Linked DNA regions of Homo sapiens: all the other regions are linked to region 1. A link is a contact called in ENCODE Hi-C or POLR2A ChIA-PET data. All regions are on one chromosome and are shown on one strand. The core of a region is the stretch at or near the end of the contact, and the rest is flanking DNA. Distances in the headings are between cores, read along the strand shown. Region 1 holds the start of LINC00578 (long intergenic non-protein coding RNA 578). Region 2 overlaps LINC00578 (long intergenic non-protein coding RNA 578). Region 3 has its middle 44 kb from the start of LINC00501.

The links. A loop is a pair of places that touch in the nucleus more often than their neighbours do. ChIA-PET counts read pairs that join two places held with the same protein, here RNA polymerase II (POLR2A). Pooled maps may share reads with other maps.
Region 2: a map of sigmoid colon shows a loop between it and region 1 (2.1-fold over the local background). The contact joins the enhancer-like site here to the promoter of LINC00578 in region 1. A Hi-C loop is called at or near these places in 3 of 168 maps with a recorded cell type or tissue (PC-9, prostate gland and sigmoid colon) and 1 of 50 pooled maps. POLR2A ChIA-PET finds 5 or more read pairs at or near these places in 1 of 52 experiments (naive thymus-derived CD4-positive, alpha-beta T cell).
Region 3: a map with no recorded cell type shows a loop between it and region 1 (4-fold over the local background). The contact joins the enhancer-like site here to the promoter of LINC00578 in region 1. A Hi-C loop is called at or near these places in 1 of 168 maps with a recorded cell type or tissue (endothelial cell of umbilical vein), 7 of 37 single-sample maps with no recorded cell type and 6 of 50 pooled maps. POLR2A ChIA-PET finds 5 or more read pairs at or near these places in 2 of 52 experiments (OCI-LY7 and activated T-cell).

Annotation. Positions count from the first base shown.
Region 1 is chr3:177,440,369-177,443,481 of GRCh38, forward strand. It overlaps LINC00578 (long intergenic non-protein coding RNA 578), which reads left to right and starts at 1,553. Exons shown (of 4, transcript NR_047568.1): 1 at 1,553-1,742. RefSeq lists an enhancer at 1,451-1,580.
Region 2 is chr3:177,515,104-177,518,450 of GRCh38, forward strand. The region is part of intron 1 of LINC00578 (long intergenic non-protein coding RNA 578); the gene reads left to right. Among named protein-coding and RNA genes, the nearest start is that of LINC00578, 75 kb to the left of the region's middle. RefSeq lists an enhancer at 1,442-2,206. Within about 2 kb of position 1,333, at least 15 of the 41 ENCODE cell types and tissues checked have a DNase peak (open chromatin) inside an H3K27ac peak, as active enhancers do.
Region 3 is chr3:177,336,906-177,340,042 of GRCh38, forward strand. No RefSeq gene overlaps it. Among named protein-coding and RNA genes, the nearest start is that of LINC00501, 44 kb to the left of the region's middle. RefSeq lists a silencer at 196-490 and enhancers at 1,776-2,070, 1,928-2,027. Within about 2 kb of position 1,871, at least 10 of the 41 ENCODE cell types and tissues checked have a DNase peak (open chromatin) inside an H3K27ac peak, as active enhancers do; they include OCI-LY7, where a contact is called at or near this core.

The DNA of each region.
Region 1 (3,113 bases), core at 303-2,802:
GTTTTGTCTGGGAACAGGTTGAAAACCCAGAGCACTGTCTCTGGAGTCAGACGGACTTGGGTTTGGGTCAAGATTCTAACAGTTCTAAGTGGCCTCTCCTAGCCCATTTCCTCATCTCTGTTACAGGGTTAGTAAATGCTTCTGTGTCAAAGGGCTTGTATGAGCGTTGAATGAGATTGTGCACAGAAAATACTTGGCATGATACTTGCATGCAGAAGAACTCAACAAATGTAATGATGGTGGCGAGGATCACTGGAATCTCCCTCCTTTAATTGACAGCTGCGCTGGGCCTTCCCTGATGCTCGGGACCTGGTGCCCGGGGCATGCCTTCTGTTGTGCCTTCACTCCTGCAGAGGCATGCCTGCTTCTTTCGTGGACCATATGTCTCTTTTTCTGAGACAGCCTCAGCTTCAAATATTCTGATCCATTGTTTCCACAAATCAGTGAATTAACAGAGAAGTCCAGTATTTGATATATAGTAACTGAATGACTCAGGTCAATAATACAATAAAAACATGTGTCACCAAAAAATGAGTCACAGGCTGAAGAATTGATACATTAATGGGGACACATGTGTGCATGCTAGCCCACATTCGATACAATGATGTGTGTGAATGTGCTGTTGTTTTAGCTGTAAAGGTGAAGAATATTATACTTTTAAAATCTTGCCACATTAGGGGCAATGCTGAGGTGATGGACTGTAATGGGGTGGCTAAACGGTGACTATTTCTACTTGCTACTGAATGCACTTGGGGAATTTAAAATAAGTTTGAAATTGTTTCAGAGGGTCAGAATTATTTTCGTTAAAATTTTAATTTAATTTTATTTTAACATCAAAATGCAGAATGATTGCTAAAATTTGATTGGATAAGACATTTTATAAGAATTCACAAAATCAGACCAGACCAAATTTAATCTTGAAACGGTGTCTAGACTTTTTATTTGGAAATTATGATTAACATATTGCTAATCAAAATTCCTGAAGCAGAGGCCTTTGTCTATACTGAAGACTTACAAAGGAGAGTGAGATGTATTTATTTGAGATGATGGCCACAAAGCCCATGTGGCTTGCATTTGATAGAATGATAATGGAGTAGCATTCTTAAGCCTGTGATTAATTGCAACAAGCCTTGGAAAGCTACTTGAAAAACTATGCTTTGTTTATAGTATTTATTTCTTTGATTCAAGAATTGTTCCAGTTGCAAAACTCTCCTAGGGCACATGTTCAAATGATTAATATATTATTTATATGGAAAATAACCTAGAATAACAACTAAACTAAAAGCAAATAGTTGCCTTAGTACCAACCTATGGCACAAGACCAATTAGGATAAAAAGAAGATGAGATCCCCTTCTTGGCTTTGTGTTCATACATGGTGAGGTATCCTCAGAACTATGTGTGATGGTACCCCTCTGGAGGCTGAGATAGAAAGTTCCTTAATGATGGAGACTAACAATCTTTAGCAGCAAAGGAAGAGACTGGGCGTTTTATACATATATGGTCATGATTTGGAGACTTGTGAGGAAGGCCAAAGTGGATTGGCTGTGGTCTCGGTGTAGCACGATGGAATCTGGTGGCTTAAACCTAGCTGTCCACATTTCACTATCTGAAGAGCAGAAAATGTGTTAATAGGAGCCTGGTGAGTGGAGGAGACTGAAGATGGAGAGAGAGCCTGGACCTCAACATGAGCATCTGGAGCCATTTGGCAGCATTAGGCTGTGACCGCTTAGAGAACCGAAAGGTAAGATCCTCCGATTAGTTCCTCTTTTTCTGAGTTTATGTTTGCAAAGCACTTTCTAACTATAAAAGTTTCCTATTTCAGTTTTCAAATAGGGAGAATCTGCACTGACCAATGTTTGGTGTGTTCATCAACTTGGTTATAGTTGTCAGTGTAAATTAACTCACTGTCTGGATAGAGGGGAGAATGAAATGACTTATTCTGTGCCAAAGAGAGACAGAGTGAAAAACAGACTTCAGAAGGCTTGAAACTCAGGCCTGTTCTCTGTCTCTAACATGCTTTCATTAGCCTGTAGAAGCTTGAGAGACGCACAGACACATCTTGCAACATCTTCTGGCTTCTCGATGTGCATTTATGTGAGTGTGGGAGCCATGCGTGTGTGTATGCTGGGAGAGGAACCCCCATCTCCTCCTCCCCGGCAATGTCCCCGCTCTCTTTAGATCCTTATGAGTTGACTCAGTTCCCATGGATGGATGCTGTGTGCAGAAGCGGGCCACTGGCCCTGGGCTCCACAGCTGGCTTCAAGCTCTGATCTCTGTGTTCATTTCTCTCTGTAATCTCAGTCCCAGCAGACCTCTCATCTTCCTGGGTGATTGAGTGTAGATTCTAGTTTTATTCTTTTAACATTTTTATTTACTGATGAAGGAAAATCCTAATTTATTTTCTATTGGGAAAAAAAATATGGACCAACCCCATAAAACCAGAACATTGGCAACTACTGCCATTTTGAATCCCAGTTCTACAGAGTTTGGAGATTTATTAAATTTTTCTAGTTAAAAGAGACCTTAGAGACCTTCGAGTCCACATGAGAACAAAAGAAATATATTTTATATTGCAAAATGCACACACATCCACCCACCAACACAAACAAATATTCATACAGACACACACAACTGAAAAGTTTTTTTCTTTTTGAGATGGAGTCTCACTCTTTCACCCAGGCTGTAGTGCCGTGGTGAGATCTTGGCTCACTGCAAGCTCCGCCTCCCGGATTCAGGCCATTCTCCTGCCTCAGCCTCCCGTGTAGCTGGGACTACAGGCGCCCACCACCACACCCAGCTAATTTTGTTTTTGTATTTTTAGTGGAGACAGGGTTTCACTGTGTTAGCCAGGATGGTCTCGATCTCCTGACCTCGTGATCCACCCGCCTCAGCATCCCAAAGTGCTGGGATTATAGGCATGAGCCTCCGCACCTGGCCAATAAAAGTTTTTAATGAAATAAACTGCTTACTGTATGGGGTTTATATTGATATTTTCTATTCTATTTCATGAAAACTACTACTGGTCACTAACCAATTAAGTTGGTTTTAGAGTCACCTAATTGTGTGTCTGTGGGGTGGGCTTGCTGTGTTTAACACTTAACCTCTGCTTCAG
Region 2 (3,347 bases), core at 83-2,582, 75 kb after region 1:
TGGGTCAGCAAGGCCTGGGAGACAATGTGCTTGCCTGGAACCGGAGCTCAGCACAGGTAGATGCAGTGTATAAAGTGCGAGAGACAATCAGAGGAGGTGTGAGTTTCCCTCGGAGGATAGCAAGGAGGGGCTCTTTCAGCAGTATAAAGCAATGTATGAACTGTACAGGCAAAGAGACAAAGACAGATGGAATATACAAAAATATAACCCGTAAATAGCAACAGTGGTGGCAGGAACAACTAGAACAGTCAGCTCCATGCATTGGAAACTGAGCTTAAATAAATTCGGAAGGAATAAACTATTAGAAACATGGACTCCAGAGAAAAGATGGTGCAAAAAAACCCAAAAAACCAAAACCAAAACAAAAAAACCCCCCACAGAATAGATTATGTCTTAGCTTTATAATAGAATACTATGAAGTCATTGTAAAGAATACATAGATTTATTTGCTTTCCTATGAATGTCAGATATATACTAAGTGAAAACATTATGTCCCAGACAGTGTACTCTGATCAATTTGTGGGAAAAAACTGTATATATACATAGGTATGTGCATGAATATGTTTGTGTTTATATGCATTTATGTCTGTAATATTTTTCTATGCATATTTACATGTATGTGATATATGGCACATTTTTAGAAGTTTTTGTAAATCTTCTAGTAGTTTTAGGAAACAATTCAGAGAGGGTCAAGTTGAGATGGGGGAAAGATTAGAAGAGAATATGAAAACAGAAACTTTAACTTTATCTCCTTGTACACCGTTGGCATTTTTTTCTTTTTACACTAAGTGTATATTACTTTAGTAATGATAACAATGATGATGACGATGGCAATGGGCAACAATAAATCACAAAGCAGAACTAGTGTGTATGTGGCAACTTTGTTTCTGTTCTCATTAAAGGAAGCTAGAATAATTTAACAATTGCTTAGTGAGTGACCAGTAATTCACCTAGCTGTGTGTTACTCATTGAAATGTGCTATAGAGGGGACAAAATTAAAATCTGAGGATACTTAGGTATGCTATACCGTGTTTTCATCCCTCAGTGAATCCTTTCATGTCCAAAGTTCTGAGTGTACCCTCTCAGTCAGCACAACCAGAAATTCTTTGGCTGAGCTGACACTGGCTAACCTTGCTGCCGCGATGCACGTGTCCAGGTCGGGCCTGTTGATTCCGGCTGGGGTGTCTCTAGTCACAGAGGTTCCGGCCACACAGCTGGTGCCAGAACAAGGGTCTGGCTCTTCTGTTAATCAGCCTTACTGAAATGAGCTGCAAACACAACCGAATGCTTGAGCTGACCTATGATCCTTCTGATTCAGGAATGTCTCATTTAATGCATCAACGGGCTTGAGTCTCCCCTTCCAGTGTGGGAGAACATGAACTACTTACATATCTTCTTAGGCCGGAAGGAGGGAGGCATTTCTCAAAAGCTATTCCTGAATGTCTTCCTCTTGTGATTTTAAGGGAGGAGGAGGCTTGTGGGGGTGGGGGATGGATAACATTCTTCAGTTTCTGGCTGGGATGCCAGCCCAAAAATCTTTTATTTTTTTTTTCTGCACCATATGGATACAGGAAAAATATAAAGGATGTGTTCTTTGCCCTTGAGGAATTTATAATCTGGTTGGGGGGCAGCCAAACTGCTGCTGGGTAGCCTCAGATCGGGTGCAGCATGAGCTGGTGAGAGGCCGTGTGTGCTGTCCCAGCAGGCCCCAGCTGTTCCCTTTTCTCGGGGTCTCGGCCTGAGCTCCGCCTGGGGCTGCAGGTCAGTGGGCTGCAGGCAGGCACTGTCTCATTTCTTTTGTTTCATAGCATTGGTTTTGGCCACAGTCAGGAATTTTTCAAACTAAAAGCTTCTGGTGAACAGTCTCTGGTTCAAGTTCACAAGCCACATCATTAATCATGAATAAATGGTTGTAGAACACCCTTTCTCTTGCCAGGGAAAATACAGAGAGTTATAAACACACAAACAAATAAACACACAGCGCCCCCAACTAGAAAATTGATACCTTCTGTGGCCAGGGCATTTTCAGAATTGGAAGACTTTAGACACCACCAGGTTAAGCCCTGTCATTTCAGTTTAGGGACAGAGAAGTAAAGGCCCATGTTCCATCGATGAGAGATAATCTATTAAATAGCCCATATTTTCTGACTCCTCAACCAGTATTTTTTCCCATGGTAGAATTTGAGAATGCCTGTTAATGTGGACTGAGTTCATGTCATTCCACTGTATGTAAAATGAGAGGAGATGAATTTCTAAGTGATAGCTTCGTTTTTACTTTTTGATTAGGTGACTACCTAAAGGCAACATGAGCAGTAAGAAAATAAAAGTTTTTTTTTTTGTTTCGAGACAGAGTCTTGCTCTGTCTCCAGGCTGGACTGCAGTGGCACGATCTCCACTCCCTGCAACCTCCGCCTCCCGGGTTCAAGTGATTCCCCTGCCTCCTGAGTAGCTGGGACTATAGGTGCGCGCCACCACACCTGGCTAATTTTTTGTATTTTAGTAGAGACAGGGTTTCACCATGTTGACCAGGATGGTCTTGATCTCCTGACCTTGTGATCTGCCCGACTTGGCCTCCCGAAGTGCTGGGATTACAGGAGTGAGCCACCATGCCCAGCCAAAAAATTTTTTTTTGAGAAGGAGTCTTACTCACTGTCACCTAGGTTGAAGTGCAGTGGAGACATTTCAGCTCACTGCAACCTCCACCTCCTGGGTTCAAGCGATTCTCCTGCCTCAGCTTCCCAAGTGGCTGGGATTACAGACACGCCACCACGCCCGGCTAATTTTTGTATTAGAAAATGAAAAGTTAATTTATCTAATTGGGTTTTTGTCTCTGTCAGGTATGAGAACAGAGTAAAGATGGGCTGGGATGGGGAGAGAGAAGGGCCTGGGTCTGCAGATTAGATGGCCCATCAGAGCAAGTTAGGGGCTGAGGTGGGTTTATAGCAGAAGCAAGAGAGATAACATCTAAGTGAAGGTGGGAAAGAGCAGGGGCTGATGTCTGGCAGCGGCAGCAGGGAGCGGGGATCTGTCAAGAAGAGAACCAGCAAGACTCCAGTCCAAAAGGACTTGTGACCAAGGCAGGGATTCAGCCATGGGAAATGAAGAACATCCCCAGATACTGAAATGGGCTGCTGAGCCAAGGACTGAGTTATGAGAAGTAAGGCAAAATTTTAGAACTAGGCACAGAGTTCTACCTGGATCAACAACAGGGCTCACTAGTGGAGTTGAGCCTGTGGAGTCTAGAGTCTGTCAGGTTGGGATTCCTTAATTTCTTCCAAACCATGAATGGGTTCTGGTGTAAGGCTTAAGTCAGCAGGAGGGAACAGGGAGTCGGGCTGGTAACTGTA
Region 3 (3,137 bases), core at 621-3,120, 100 kb before region 1:
ACTGTTGTGAGGCTCAGTGAGACAGAATTCATGGGAAGTGCTGCATAAATGGTATGTCTATCTATAACTGAGGGATTATTATTGCTGGACACAAATTCATTTATTGTTCTCGATTGGATGTACACATAATTCAAATTCCCCAGAAAACAGCTCTGCCCTTCATTTCCAGCTGTGTGGTATGCAGCTTCTAAACATTTTTACTGAAACCTTGCCTCTTAACTGTTAGTCTTGAGGGTCTACACACAGCTCCCACGCTCAATTAACTGTTACTTCCCCAGGCAGCTGCAAGGCAGAAATTTCTGATTTGTGTTACAACCAGTCTAGCCCTCTGTGTCTTGGCTACGGACAGACATGCCTCCACAAAGACACAAACCAGAATGGAATCTAACAGGAACCTTGGTGAGAGATGTGCTCTGGGAGGAATGAGATATGAAGACAGGACTCAAGAAACGGTGGCTATAGACTTCTTATAGGAGGCTTTAACTTTCTCAGTTTTGAAATGCCATATTTGTTTTGCTGTGCGATGAATATAAGTGAATTAACAATGTGCTTACAGATTTCTTAGCTGGTAATGTGATAAAATTTAAAATATTCTTGTTTGGTATCATTTTGAAATTTTCTTGGCACTTATGAAACTAATGAGAAACACCCGCATGCTGTTGGAGAGAGTGAGTGCATTTTCAGGCCCAGCATTTGGGAGCTTCAGTCTTCCGTAATTCAATGCATGACAATAGATTTATTATTGAAGAAATGAAGAAAGAGGTCAGGCAAAAAAACCAGCAATTAATCATTTGAAGACACTGAGTCATCTACTATTTTATGTCAGAAATCTTGTAGCCATGTTTACATAATAATAAAACAGCTATAAGAGGGCAGATGTTTTAGGCCTAGACATTCGCTAGTCAGTAACATGTAAATGTGAGAGTCCTCGTGGTTACGGTTTCACACCTTTCCATGGCGGTTGCCAGTCAGTTTTTCCTTGCTGTTCATAAGCTACCAAGTAATACACATTTGTCTTCACTCTGGTCTGCAGTGAAAATAAAATGAGAAGAGAAAGAAGAAGATATGAAGTGGAACAATGTGGTTGGGAAATTCCCATATCTTTACCCTAAAAAAAAAAAGAAAAAATATTACTCTTTTAAGTAAGGCCCAAGAGAATATTAAATGCATATACTATGATTCAAAGAAAATAGTGTTACCATTTAGTCATCAAAGTGGACCTTTGGTCTTGGCAGCATGTGTGAAACTTAAGGGTGGCAGCATGTGCTCTGTTAGTGAGTACATTTGTAGCAAACCACAGGGGTCTGAGTTCTTATTGCCTAAGTGCCCATTTTCTTGGGTGTTTTGCTTTTGTCTCCAGAATATCCAGAGAATGAGTTTGTTAATAAAAAATAAAACTGGCCGGGCGCAATGGCTCACGCCTGTAATCCCAGCACTTTGGGAGGCCAAGGTGGGCAGATCACCTGAGGTCAGGAGTTTGAGACTAAAAATATAAAATTATCTGGGTGTAGTGGCGGGCACCTGTGGTCCCAGCTACTCGGGAGGCTGAGGCAGGAGAATCGCTTGAACCCGGGAGGCAGAGGTCGCGTTGAGCTGAGATCGCACCATTGCATTCCAACCTGGGCAACAAGAGCAAAACTCCGTTTCAAAAAAAATAATAATAATTTTTTTTTTAAAGAAGGGTAGCCAACAGATGAAGAAAAATAAGTAAATTCCTCCAAGATTCAAGACAAGATTTAAATACTTTCTAGCCATTTATTTTTCTAACCAGATTTAATTTGGAAGTATGAACAAAAAAAGTTATAGCATCACGCTCTGGTCAGCTTGTCTCAGATAATGGCTTGTGTGACCAGTGGAGGTCCTGGGGGAAGGGAAATTCAGAGGGCAATAAGGAACTTCTCTGTTATCTCAGAGTTTCACAATACACACAGGAAACATTTGTAGCTGGTCCTCTGTTAGCCTGAAAGATTAGCTAATCCCTTGTTTCACCATAAAATGCATTTTTAGCAATAGTTCCTGAACTGCAAGCAAAAACTCAGGTGGCCAGCTCATAGTCCTCCTAAATTACAGTTGAAAGATGCTTTGCATTGTAGATATTGGCTTGGGCAATAAGGAAACTGGTATAGTTCCTGGGGATGTGCTGGGCTGACATGAACCTCTCTATGCCCCACCACCAATGGAGCAAGCCGATTTCCATGTCCAGCATGCCGTATACATTCTACAACAGTGTTCTTAGGGTAGTATTGGATTCCTGAAGCCCAGAGATGGATTAACTGTCCAGGTGCCCCAGATGAATTCTAACTCAAATTAACACATCCTGTCTATACAACCTTTCAACTCTATATAGCAAAACTGTGACCTCCTGTTCAAACAGGAAAGATAAGCAGCCACATTTTATCATGGTGGTTCCTGAATATGTTTGCTACTAGCCTGATTTACTCACTTATAGTTTGCCCACTAGATCTTTTTCTCTAGACATAGTCATTTCTCTTTTTTCTTTCTTCTCTTTCTTTCTCTTTCTTTCTTTCTTTCTTTCTTTCTTTCTTTTTCTTTCTCTTTCTTTCTTTCTTTTCTTTCCTTTCTTCCTCTCTCCCTTCCTTCCTTCCTTCCTTCCTTCCTTCCTTCCTTCCTTCCTTCCTTCCTTCCTCCCTTCCTTTCCTTCCTTCCTTCTCTCTCTCTCTCTTTCTTTCTTTGTTACGGAGTTTTCCTCTTGTTGCCCAGGCTGGAGTGCAATGGAGTGATCTCGACTCACTGCAACCTCCACTTTCTGGGTTCAAGCGATTCTCCTGCCTCAGCCTCCCAAGTAGCTAGGATTACAGACATGCGCCACCATGCCTGACTAATTTTGTATTTTTAGTAGAGACGGGGTTTCTCCATGTTGGTCAGGCTGGTCCTGAACTCCCGACCTCAGGTGATCCACCTGCCTCGGCCTCCCAAAGTGCTGGGATTACAGGCGTGAGCCACTGCTCCTGGCTCATAGTCTTATTTTATTTTATTTTATTTTATTTTATTTTATTTTATTTTATTTTATTTTATTTTATTTTTTTGGGACAGAGTCTCGCTCTGTTGCCCAGGCTGGAGTGCAGTGGTGCGATCTCAGTTCACGGCAACCTCTGCCTCCTGTGTTCAAGCGATTC